Linked DNA regions of Homo sapiens: all the other regions are linked to region 1. A link is a contact called in ENCODE Hi-C or POLR2A ChIA-PET data. All regions are on one chromosome and are shown on one strand. Each heading gives the region's core, a stretch centred on a gene start or an enhancer-like site at or near the end of the contact. The rest is flanking DNA. Distances are from core to core; before and after follow the strand shown.

The links. Hi-C counts contacts between places; a loop is a spot of excess contacts on that map. ChIA-PET counts read pairs that join two places held with the same protein, here RNA polymerase II (POLR2A). Pooled maps may share reads with other maps.
Region 2: a loop to region 1 is called in a pooled map, with 5 times the contacts of the local background. The contact joins the promoter of ARID5A here to the promoter of ANKRD36C in region 1. A Hi-C loop is called at or near these places in 7 of 50 pooled maps. POLR2A ChIA-PET finds 5 or more read pairs at or near these places in 3 of 52 experiments (activated CD4-positive, alpha-beta T cell and activated T-cell).
Region 3: a loop to region 1 is called in a pooled map, with 11 times the contacts of the local background. The contact joins the promoter of FAHD2A here to the promoter of ANKRD36C in region 1. A Hi-C loop is called at or near these places in 1 of 37 single-sample maps with no recorded cell type and 8 of 50 pooled maps.
Region 4: a map with no recorded cell type shows a loop between it and region 1 (13-fold over the local background). The contact joins the promoter of KANSL3 here to the promoter of ANKRD36C in region 1. A Hi-C loop is called at or near these places in 2 of 37 single-sample maps with no recorded cell type and 8 of 50 pooled maps.

What each region holds. Positions count from the first base shown.
Region 1 is chr2:95,990,383-95,993,082 of GRCh38, forward strand. ANKRD36C (ankyrin repeat domain 36C) reads right to left here and starts at 1,442. Exons shown (of 88, transcript NM_001393982.1): 1 at 1,130-1,442. The coding sequence starts at 1,326. RefSeq lists silencers at 1,579-1,628, 1,659-1,718, 2,079-2,258.
Region 2 is chr2:96,535,453-96,538,152 of GRCh38, forward strand. It overlaps ARID5A (AT-rich interaction domain 5A), which reads left to right and starts at 1,300. Exons shown (of 7, transcript NM_212481.3): 1 at 1,300-1,378. The coding sequence starts at 1,375. RefSeq lists silencers at 1,219-1,578, 2,259-2,468.
Region 3 is chr2:95,401,332-95,404,031 of GRCh38, forward strand. It overlaps FAHD2A (fumarylacetoacetate hydrolase domain containing 2A), which reads left to right and starts at 1,377. Exons shown (of 8, transcript NM_016044.3): 1 at 1,377-1,541. RefSeq lists enhancers at 147-1,086, 1,016-1,095, 1,087-2,025, 2,166-2,285.
Region 4 is chr2:96,637,038-96,639,737 of GRCh38, forward strand. KANSL3 (KAT8 regulatory NSL complex subunit 3) reads right to left here and starts at 1,275. Exons shown (of 21, transcript NM_001115016.3): 1 at 1,246-1,275; 2 at 1-148. The coding sequence starts at 98. RefSeq lists a silencer at 995-1,204.

The sequences.
Region 1 (2,700 bases), core at 192-2,691:
AACCTAATAAATTCTTACACATATTGGTGTGTTCCTGGATTTTCTAACCTGTTCCATTCACTGATTTGTTGTTTCAGCTGTTAGTAAATAACTTGTGGAAATTAACAGCACATTTTCATATCTAGAAAGGCAAGTCTTTTTTGACTCCATTTCAAAAGTTTTCTTAATGTCGTCACAATAGTAAAAGACAGCATGAGTAATTCAAAAATATTAACACTTTGATAACTTTATTTGGATTATGTAAAATTTATAAACATAGAAAGAGCTCAGAACTTTAGAAAAATGTGTCTTTCTATTCAAGAACACAGACCATCTTCCCACTTCAAAGTTTCCCTCTAAGGTCCCTCAGTGAAAACCAAATTGACATAGGTGTCCATTGATATCAAATAAATATTGGATTTTTATCCAAAGAATTTTTAGTCAGGAAGTTGATATATTATGGAAATGATTTCTCTCATTATGCACCTTTCCATAATGTATGTAACATTATGCTTTAAAACGTGTACATTAAAAATAAAACGCTGTACATGCTGAATTTTATTAGTGAAATCACTTTAAAATGATTTATAAAGAAGCAGCATGGTGAGTGATTGGAAACCAGCTGAAGTTTTGTTTTTGTTTTGCTGCTTGTGAAAATGACCTGGGTGCTCGCCCCTGCCAAGGTTTCCACATCCCAGGTGCGGCTGAGCCTGCCAGGAAAGAAAGTCCAGCCCCTTTGGTGACAGGACTCGCCCCCCTCACCTCTGCACCCCTTTCCGCCACCCCATTCACCCCCACACCTCACCCCCACCTCCAGTCCTCTATCCCATTGAACCCTCACCCCATCTCCCCACCCCACACCCCCTACCCCCCAAGCCTTCATTCCGTCCACCTCAGCCCATTCACACCCCCACCCCATGCACCCCCTACTCCCCACTCCCATCCCCCAACTCACTCCACACCCCGCCACCCCATATACCGCCACTCCCCAGGCCCCGCTCCACTCACTCCCACCCCAGCCAGGCACCCCCTAGCCCCCGTCCATACCCCGAGCCCCGGACCATCCGCCCCGCAGCCCTCAGCCTGGAAAGGGGTACTTCTCCACATCCACAGGCCTCCTCCCGCAGCCCCGGCTCCCGGCCCCCATTACCTTTCCTTCCTGTCTCTCTTATTGATGTCATAACGCGTGAGCAGAACGAACTTCAGTTCCTCCAGATCACGATAGAAGACAGCTCTGTGGATCCCCTTCAGATGATACGGTTTAATGGGGTATTGGGGAAATAAGAAGCCATCCGAGCACAAGCGGTCCCTGAGGGTGGGCCACCTCTTCGGCTCCTTGTCATCCATAATGGTCGGCTGCAAATTGTAGCCTGCAGCCGTATTTCAGCTCGCCTTCGGGGATCGCCGCCTCCGAAGAGCAACAACAGGCAAAGCAGTCTGTCCACGGACCTTCGCACAGACTCTCAGCGCCTCCCGCCTCTCAGCAGAAACGCCCAACAGAAGGGTTAGAACCAGCGAGCACGCGCACCTTAGCCGGCCCTGCCCAACAGGCCCGAGGCAGAGAAACCGCCCTAGCAGCTCTCGCGCGCCCAGTGCAGGCGGCGGTTGCTGCGGAGGTGCCGCGGGAGGGCGGGGCTCCCTGGAGCGCGAGGCGCGCCCTGCCCCAGGGCCTGTTTAACTGTCGCCCGCGCGCTCTTCTCTTCCACAGGCTCCCGACGCTCGGAGCCCCCCGCGCTGGGCCCTCTGCAGCCCAGGGATGGGGTTGAGTGGTGCTTCTCCGCCTAGTGCCACCGCTGGGCCCACAGCCCGACATCGCCACTGCGTCGCCCCCGGGGTCCGCGCTGATGGGTGCGAGGCGGGAGGACGGGATCTGGGGTTGCCACAGCTGCAGCCAGCGCACCACTTGCAGGCGGCACTGCAGCTCGGGCTCCGGCGGGGGCTGGCGGGGCTCCCGTGGGATGGCCTCCTGAGCCCTGAGTGCGCCGCCATCCGGCCGGAGGGTGCGCGCCTCCTGCACCCCCGGCCGAAGCCCATGCCCGGCGCTCCTGCCGCAGACTGCCTGACTTGCCGCGGCCAGGCTGGCCCCGGGGTCCGCGCGGCTGGAGGCGCAGGCCTGGTCGGGGATTCCCAATCCTCGGGGACCCCTGCTCCATGTGCTGGTGGCGGCTGCAGCTGCAGCGCCCGTGGGCTGACGTGGCTTCCCGGAGCTGCGGCCGGCCAGCGCCCAAGGGCCCACAGGCTGCGCTGCCCTTGCCAGCTGCTTCTGACCCGCGCCCGGAGCGCAGGACCTGGCGCTTGGCACTCTGCAGCCACCGGGATGAGGCTGAGCGCCGGTTTTCGGCCTCGTGGCGCCGCTGGGGCCACAGCCTGACTTCACCACCCCGTCGCCCAAGTCCTATGATGGGCAGGTGTGAGGAGGGGCAATCGGGGTTCCCAAGGCTGCTGCCTGCATGCCACTCCGTGAGGAAGTTGAAATACATGGTCTCTAAGATTCCTTCCAGCTCTTCACCTCATGAGACATATAAATCAAGTAACATTCGTTATTGTGATTAGAAAAGCTGCATTTACACACGTTAGCCACTAGATGGGGACGTGCGATTGTTACAATGCTGAAGGTTTCCCGTATTTCTTTATTTTTTATTTGGCCGCTAGAGGGCACGCCTGCACTGCACTTAAAGTTGACTACTTTCAAGGAAAGACAAAGGAATTCTTGGATTTCTC
Region 2 (2,700 bases), core at 50-2,549, 540 kb after region 1:
CAGGGTCGTCTGCTCTAGACTGAGCCTGCAGACATCTTCCATCCCAGGGCCAAAGGGTAAGGGCCAGGGTTTCAGGTTCACCAAACTGCAGCCCTGGTCCCTTCGTTTAGTGTGAGGAGGGGCACCAGTATGATGAGTGGTTAGTAATGGGTGCAAAGCGGGTGGGGGGATGCCTGGGTATGAGGGCTCCTCTTCCTGGGTCTAGCTCTGGCTCCAACACCTACCAGCTGTGCTACTTGAGCTAATCTCTCAGACCTCAGTTTTACGCTATAAAATGAGGACAATGATGGTGTCAAGTGCATAGAGCTATTATGAGTATTAAAATTCATCAACAAAGATTTTTGTGTAGCTTCTATGTGCTAGGAACAGGGTTCCCATCCTAGCTAGCCACCTGCTGAGACTGAAACCCTGAGCCTCCATTTCTTCCTCTTTGGCCTGCACAGGTCCAGGTTGCTGCTATGGCTGGCTGGGCACCTCCTCCTGCCTCCATTCGCCCTAGGCCTCATTCCCACCTCCCACAGCCTGAACTCATGCCCCTTCTTTGGACTACTCAGCTTGTAGCTGCCACACTCTGTCTGCATTATGTGTGTGGACATTGACTATTACTGGCAGGCCTGGCCACAGAGCCTAGGCCAAGGATTTACTAGTTTGGTCCTTGTCTAGCTCACACTAACCACCTCTCCTTTTTTTTTTTTTTTTTTTTTTTTTTTTTTTTTTTGAGGCAGGGTCTCCGTCTATTGCCCAGGATCCAGGATAGAGTGCAGTGGTGTGATCAAAACACACTGCAGCCTCGACCTTCTGGGCTCAAGTGATCCTCCCGCCTCCGCCTCCCAAAGCAGGGATTCCAGGCGTGAGCCGCCGCTCCCGGCCTCACCTGGCCTTCTTTGTTGGGCTAGGTGGGGACTGGGAAATGCACAGGGCCACTTTCAAATCAAAGTCAGAAGCACTTTGCTCGCTCCACAGAGTCCTCAGTGCTCTGCTGAAAGCAAGGAGGCTTTTTCCAAGGCTCTAGTTTTGCCTCCAGGGAAACTGAGGCACAAGGCAGCAATGATTACTGAGGGTCCTGCCTCCGCTCCTCTAGGTGAGGAGCCTATTCCAGGGGCTCCAGTCTGAAAGCCTAGAGGCGAGGGGCGCGCACTACAATTCCCAGAGGTCCCCGGACTCAAGGGCGGTCCCCGCCCCCCGCCTTCTCCGCGCGACGAAGCCGGGCTTACCAATGGGAGCCCGGAGTGGGGCGAGCAGGGGCGGGACGGGGCGGGACTGCGGGGAGGTGGCCGGCGGGCCGCGCCGCGAGCCAGTATCTCAGAGAGCGCGGGGTCCGGACAGCCGCGCGCTGAGGGTCTCGGGGCGGGCGCCGCGGGACCTCTCCGGGCCATGGGTAAGCGGCTCTGCGGCGCGGCCCGGACAGGGGCTCGGCGGCCCTGCAGGGAGGTTCAAGGTGCCGGCGCCGGGTCCCCTCCAGCCCTCGTGGCAGTCGGTGCGCTGTGTGGGGCGGAGAGGGGCCCGGGGTGGGTTTCGGGGCGCGGGCCAAGGGGAGCGAGCCCGGCCCGCGGCTTCAGCGCTCCCCGGCCGGCGCGGAAGGGGTGAGGCTGGGCGTCCGCGCGAGCTTCGAGAAAAGGAAAGACAAAAAGTTTTGGCGGCCAGGGGCTTCCCGGGCGTTTATCTCGAAACTCTTTTCGCCGTCTCTTGCCTGAAATATGCCGAGCCCGGTACGGCTCTGTCGTCCCACTTCCTGCTGCGGTTTCCACCTCGAGCTGGGCTCAGCTAATTTGTTGTGACAGCTGTCGGCAGCCGCCCCTCCGCCCCGTGACATCCCGCAGGTTTCAGAACCGCGGCGCCGCCGGGCACAGACTCCGGGTCCAGAGCGCGCGGCCCTTTCCTCTGCGGCCGCCGTTTCCTGAAAGGGGCTGCGCGGGTGTGAAGAACTTGCTCAATGCGCTTTGTAGGATCCACTGTTCCTCTTTCGGCCGCGGGCTGCGCCGATGGTCCGGGGAGCCCGGCTTCTCGCCCCCTGCCCCTTCCTTCTCTTCCCTTTTCTCTTTTCCTCTCCTGTCTCTCCGCCCACCCGCCGCAGCCCCACAGGAGAGGGGTCGCTTCCCTGGTTGCTCTCCTCTCCTGTCCCTTGTGTGTCCCCTTGTCTTCCCTCGGTCTGCAGAAGGGACGGGGTGGCGGCTGGGGAGCGTCAGGGGAAGAGGGCAAGAGCGTGGGCTACGAGCTTGCAGGCGATGCCCGGCTTCGCGCTCGGCGGGAGCTGCGGGCCAACCCGGGCCCGCGCTCCGTCCCTCCGCGGTGTCTAGGGGTCGCCCGGGCTGGGGTCGCGTCACCCTCCGCCCAGCGCCGGCGTGGTGGGGCTTGCGCGGTGCAGGACCCCCGAGGGCCCAGGGGGTCCCAAGGCGCTGCGGGTCCAGTGTCCCTTTGTTTGCAGAGTCTTGGGCCAGTAAGGAGTGCTCCGCGGGCCCCAGGGGAGGACAACAGGTGCCTCTTGCCCCACCCGGGCTCCTCTGGTGGGAGCCCACACGCACGGTGGCGTCACTGCGCCTACAGGCAACGCTAGAGCACAGGAGGGGTGGGAGGTCGGGGCTCGAGGGCTTCACCCCGCAGCAGAGCTCAGAGCCCAATCCAGGCCTTAGGGACCCGCCTGGGGCCTAGAACTTGGTGTGGCAGAGGTAGAAAGGGCCTCCGATAATCTGCTTCTACAGT
Region 3 (2,700 bases), core at 127-2,626, 590 kb before region 1:
GTTTGATTTTATCTACTGACTTTTAAGCATTCTTTCTATATTCTGGATACAAGTCTTTTTATCAAATATAGCCTTTACAGATATTTTCTTCCAGGCTGTAACTTAGCTTTTCAGAAAGTCTTTGGGAGCTATGGCTTAGTGAAACCCTTGTGCCAGGTTCTCCTCAGCGAATCCCCCTGATCACAGCCACCCCCATAGGTTCCATTTCAATATCTGTGGTGACCTTCTGCAAGCTAGGCTGAAGTCCCAAGCTCCAGACCCATGTCTCCAACTGCCCACCGTTCAATGCCCTTTGGATGTCCCATGCAAATCGGAGCTCACCATCCTCTCCCCAGACCCGCTGCTCCTCCAGGAGCCCTGTCTCCATGAACGGCCCTGCACCTACCGAGCTAGAGACCCAGGAGTTGGCCTTGTACCTCCTTCCTTCTCACTTCCACCTCCTGTCATTCAGAGCTGTCAGTTCTTCCTCCTGAACATCTCTGGACACTCACCTTCTCCACCACGCACCGCACCACCATTGTTCTCAACCGCACCACCCACCCAGACACCTTTCCTCAGACGGGTGGCCAGAGAAAAACTTCTCAAATAGAAGTCGGGACATGGCACGCCACTGAGAACCTTCCAGCGGTCTCCTGTGCACGTAAACAAGGTCCAGACTCCTTCGTGGGACAAGTAAAGCTCTTGATGATCTGGTCCTTGAGTAATGTGGGGGCCACTTGTACAGAGCCCCTCACACTGTTCAAAGTCGGCAGCTGAAGAGCTGAGCAGTAGCTGTCTGTGGAGTTCAGCTGCCACTCCCTACACGCCTGCCCTCTGCAGGGGATGGAGTCCCGTTTCCCCACTTCCCCACCTGCGCCCAGCAGTGCAGGTGAAGGCCTGGCTGCGGAGAGTGGCTGGGAAACGCTGCGCTTTGGGGTCAGGAATGCCAGCTCCACTACTCACCGCCTGTGTCACCCTGGGAAAACAGCTCTGGCCCCAGGTTCTCCATAAGTAAAACGGGGGCAGTCATCCCTCCCCTCCTCAACGACATATGTCAGAATCAGAAGCCACAAATCATTCTCTGCCACCCAGCACGCTGCCTTGGTCTCCTAGACCACTTTCCCCAACAATGGGAAAGGCGCCAGGCCCAGAACAAGGCCGAGACCGGATGAGGCCAGCGAAGCGCCCAGGGACAAACCTTCGGGCAGCGCCCACTCTCGAGTTCAGGCAAGTGCAGGGTCCCTCCGAGAGAGAGCGTCTCCAGAGAACGCGGCTGGCGCCTGGCTGAACCCGTAGCCTGAAGACCCGCCGGAGCCGCCCGCCCCACGATGGGCCCGCCCCTCCGGGATTGGCGCCCTGCTAGTGGCCATTGCCTGTGACGTCACAGGATCGCGCCCGCTTTTCTCTCGGGTGATCCGGCCGAGTGGCCCTGGGTTAGCAGCTGCTGCATTTCCCCGGCTGGCTGCGGTCACTGGTGGCAGTGCTCAGGCGCCCGCCGCCCTTGACCTTCGGCCCCGCGAGCTCTAACCCTACAGCGCAGGAAGATCGGCCGCCGCGGCCAGGTAGGACGAGCCTGGCTGGGTCTAGGCCAGAAGGGTGTCCGTGGCGCCGGTCTCCCGCGGAGCGCAGAACTAGTACCGGATCCCCAGCCGCTTCTGACCACACAGACGGGGCGGACCTGTGTGAGCACTCACTAACTGTCGGGGCTGGAGCTGGGCATATGGGGAAACTGGGGGACCGGCACGGGTTCCAGGCGAGTGGACGGTGGGATGGAATCCGACGTGCACACCCATGTCTCAGGCTTTGTTTGATGGAGGCTACTGTTTCCACCTCATGTCGCCGCCCCTTTGCTTATGGACTCTTGCAGAGTTGGATTGAGCTCGGGCTGTGTGATATAGTGGTTGTTGCAGAAGCCCCAGGGCCACTTTCTGACTAGTACCTTGGGCACCTGACATCATCCCTTTGAGTCTCAGTGTCCTCTTCTTTAAAGTGAGGGCGCTCTACCTGAGGAGATTGCTGTAAGGTTGGAATGAACCTGCATGTGTGTGTCATGTGGGAAGGGAACAGTCAGTGGGGCCTGGGGTTCTCTTGGAGAGCTGGTAACCAGCCTCGTCCCTGAGGCAACAGCCAGAGGGCGCCTGTAGTTTCCCCACGCATGTCTGTTAGCAGTTACGGCCTCTGGAGGATCTCCTGTGGGAGGTCCCTACTTCTCACTACAATCTTTAGAGACTTTGGAGGATTTCCTATGGAAGGTCCCCACTTCTCACCACAACATTCTGGGTTAAAATGGCCTTGGTAGGGGGATGGGGGCTGAAGCTGGATTTTTTTGCTTGCATTACAAGCTTCTGAACCAAGGACTTCATGTCACCTGGACTTGGATTCACATCCCAGCTCCTTCCTCTCCTAGCTCTAGGACTGTGTAACCTTGGGCAAATCTCTTAACCTCTTTAAGCCTTAATTGTTTCATCTGTAAAATGAGGCTAACAGTACCTACCTTCCACAATTGTCGAGAATTAAATCAGACATTGTAGGTAGAGCACTTAATAGTTGGCATTCAGCGGCAGCAGTTACTGTTATGTTAGCATGTGGAGTGTCTGAGTGTGTGCACATTGGCTCGAACAGCCTTTTGACAGTGGCACAGTTGGTGCTTGTGTAAGACAGCAGGGCAGAGAAGTCAAAGCCCTCGGTTTTCTAGTCAAACTGGTGGGCCACAACAGTGGT
Region 4 (2,700 bases), core at 25-2,524, 650 kb after region 1:
TCCAGCTCCCGTTCATGCACTGAAAGCTGGAAGAGCAGCGAGGTGCCCATGCGTCGAGCTGAAGTCTGGAAGTCCCTCTCCCCACCCCGGTGGGCCATGTCAGTGGAGGGGCAGAAAGTCAGAGCATGGGTATCTGCATGCTAGTCACCTGCAGTGAAAAGTTTCAGTTTAGGTCAATTCCAATATCCTAAATTTCTCCCAATCTACACCATCTAACATGCTTACTTTTGTAACCTACTATCATTCCTATTGAGTATCCATTTCACGGCAGACCTCTGGTGGGGACGGTTCGTGGAATCCCACACCAACACCAAAAAAAAAGAAAAAAAAAACTATGGTGCCACGAGTTGTCCCATACTCAACCTCTAGCGAACTGAAATTACCTAACGGGAGAGCTCACCGACCCCAAGGTTCAGAAAGACCTCGCGTGGACAGACAGTAAACTTGCTTGGCCAGCACCACTTCCTAGGTGGGCAGGAAGGGTTTTGACAAACAGGAAATCACAAATATGAATTCGTTGAAAGCTAAGGATCTCTGTTGCTTCACACCATCCTCTAACGACAATGCGAAGGGAGCCGGGGCCGCAGCTAGAGCGTGGGCACCCCTAAAGGGCAGGGCAACGCCGGCCTCAAAAAAGCGAATCCCAGCTAGGGCTCCACTTCTTCAAGCCTCTCGTATTGTGCGAAACAAAAGTTCTGTTAAGTACTTCGTAATATTCCAGAGTTGTTTACATAAAAATGAAAACTGCCCCCCCAACAAAGCCTGTGACAAAATGATCCCCGTGGAAGCCCTTTCACCCTCACCCCCAGTGAGGCGTCCCTAGCAAACCGCCCAGGACCCCGGCTGCCCCGCAGGCGTTCCCGCCACTGAGCCTCCACACGGCCCATCTAGGAGACAGGGCTATGACTCGCATTTTACAGACGAAGTCGCCAGCTCGGGGAACTGAAGCGATTTGGCCAAGGTCATCCAGAGTTCGCGACGAGGAGGAGCCGCCTGGCCCCCGCCTCCCGCCTCCCGCTCCCTGGGGCAGGGCTCGGCGTCCGCGTCACGGAGGCCCAGACGCGGCCCCTGCCAGCCCGCCCCCGGCCCGACCCGCCCCGCCCGACCAGCACCGGCAGCCGGCCCTAGCCCGGGCCCCCGCATGCCCCGGGAGCCCTGAAGCCCTCGCCGAGACCCCCGGCCGTCCCAACCACGGCCGCGATCCCCACGGCCCGCCACTCCCCTCGAAGCCAACGCTGCTCTCACCCGCGGTCTTACGGCCGCGCGCTCGGCCACGGCCGGATCCCTAAGCGCGTGCGCGTTAACGCCTCCACGCCCCGGCGCTGCGGGCACCGAGTAAAACGCGGAAGCGGGTTACGGCCTGGGAAGGGAGAGGCGGTGAGCGGCAAAGCCCGGAACGGATGAAGCTCCGGCGCCTCTGTCCGGAAGAGGAGAGCCAAGAACACGCGAGCATGTCCGAAGCAGAAAGTCAACAACTAGGCTGGAGTTTCCCCCTCGCGCATATTCAGTAGGGAAAGCGAGGGCGGAGGACTAGGCTGGCTTCTACGGCCCCAGTTCTCGCCACCCCCACCGTGTTGGTCCTTTGTGCCCTCTGGGCGGTCGAGCACCCAACGGTCCACCTCCACCAGGGCAGCCACCTGAATTTACTCATTAAGAATTTACCTAATGTGGCTCACGCCTGTAATCCCAGCGCTTTGGGAGGCCTAGGCGGGAGGACCTCTTGAGCTCAGGAGTTTGAGATGAGCCTGGCCAATATGATGAGACCCCCGTATCTACAAAAAATTTTAGAAATTAGGTGTGTGTGATAGTGGTGTATGCCTGTAGTCCCAGCTACCCGGGAGGCTGAGGTGGGAGGATCACTTGAGTCTGGGAGGTCCAGGCTGCAATGAGCCATGGTTGCACCACTGCACTCCAGCCTGGACGACGGAGTGAGACTACGTCTCAAAAAAAAAAAAAAAGAATTTTGTTACTGACCCTAGATTGTTTTGTGTGGTTAACTTTCCTATGTGTTTTGTGTAGAGAGAGTAGATCCTCAAAATCAGGGACATTAACCTTTGTATCCTCCAGAGAACATACACCCAGAACATAGGTAATTGTTCAAATGTTGACTGATCAATAATTGGTTATTTGGTTGACTGACTGACAACATGACATCAAGAGACATGAGACAAGACAGCAAGAGACATGGTTCAAGATGATAAATCTCACCCGGGATCTGTGGCTCATGCCTATAATCCCAGTACTTTGGGAGGCCAAGGTGGGAAGATTGCTTGAGCCCAAGAGTTCAAGACTAGCCTGCACAAAACAGTGAGACTTCGTTTCTATTTAAAAAAAGAAATGGCCGGGTGCGGTGGCTCACGCCTGTAATCCCAGCACTTTGGGAGGCTGAGGAGGGTGGATCACGAGTTCAGGAGTACAAAACCAGCCTGGCCAACATAGCGAAATCCTGTCTCTACTAAAAATACAAAAATTAGCCAGGTGTGGTGGCGCATGCCTGTAATCCCGGCTACTCGGGAGGCTGAGGTGGGAGAATCTCTCAAACTCAGGAGGCAGAGGTTGCGGTGAGCCAAAATCGCGCCATTGCACTCCAGCCTGGGCGACACAGCAAGACTCTGTCTCAAAAAAAAAAAAAAGATAGGTACAGACATGCAAACACTCGAAACATTCAGAAAGCCACTCAAAGCTGTGTTCCACAAAGAT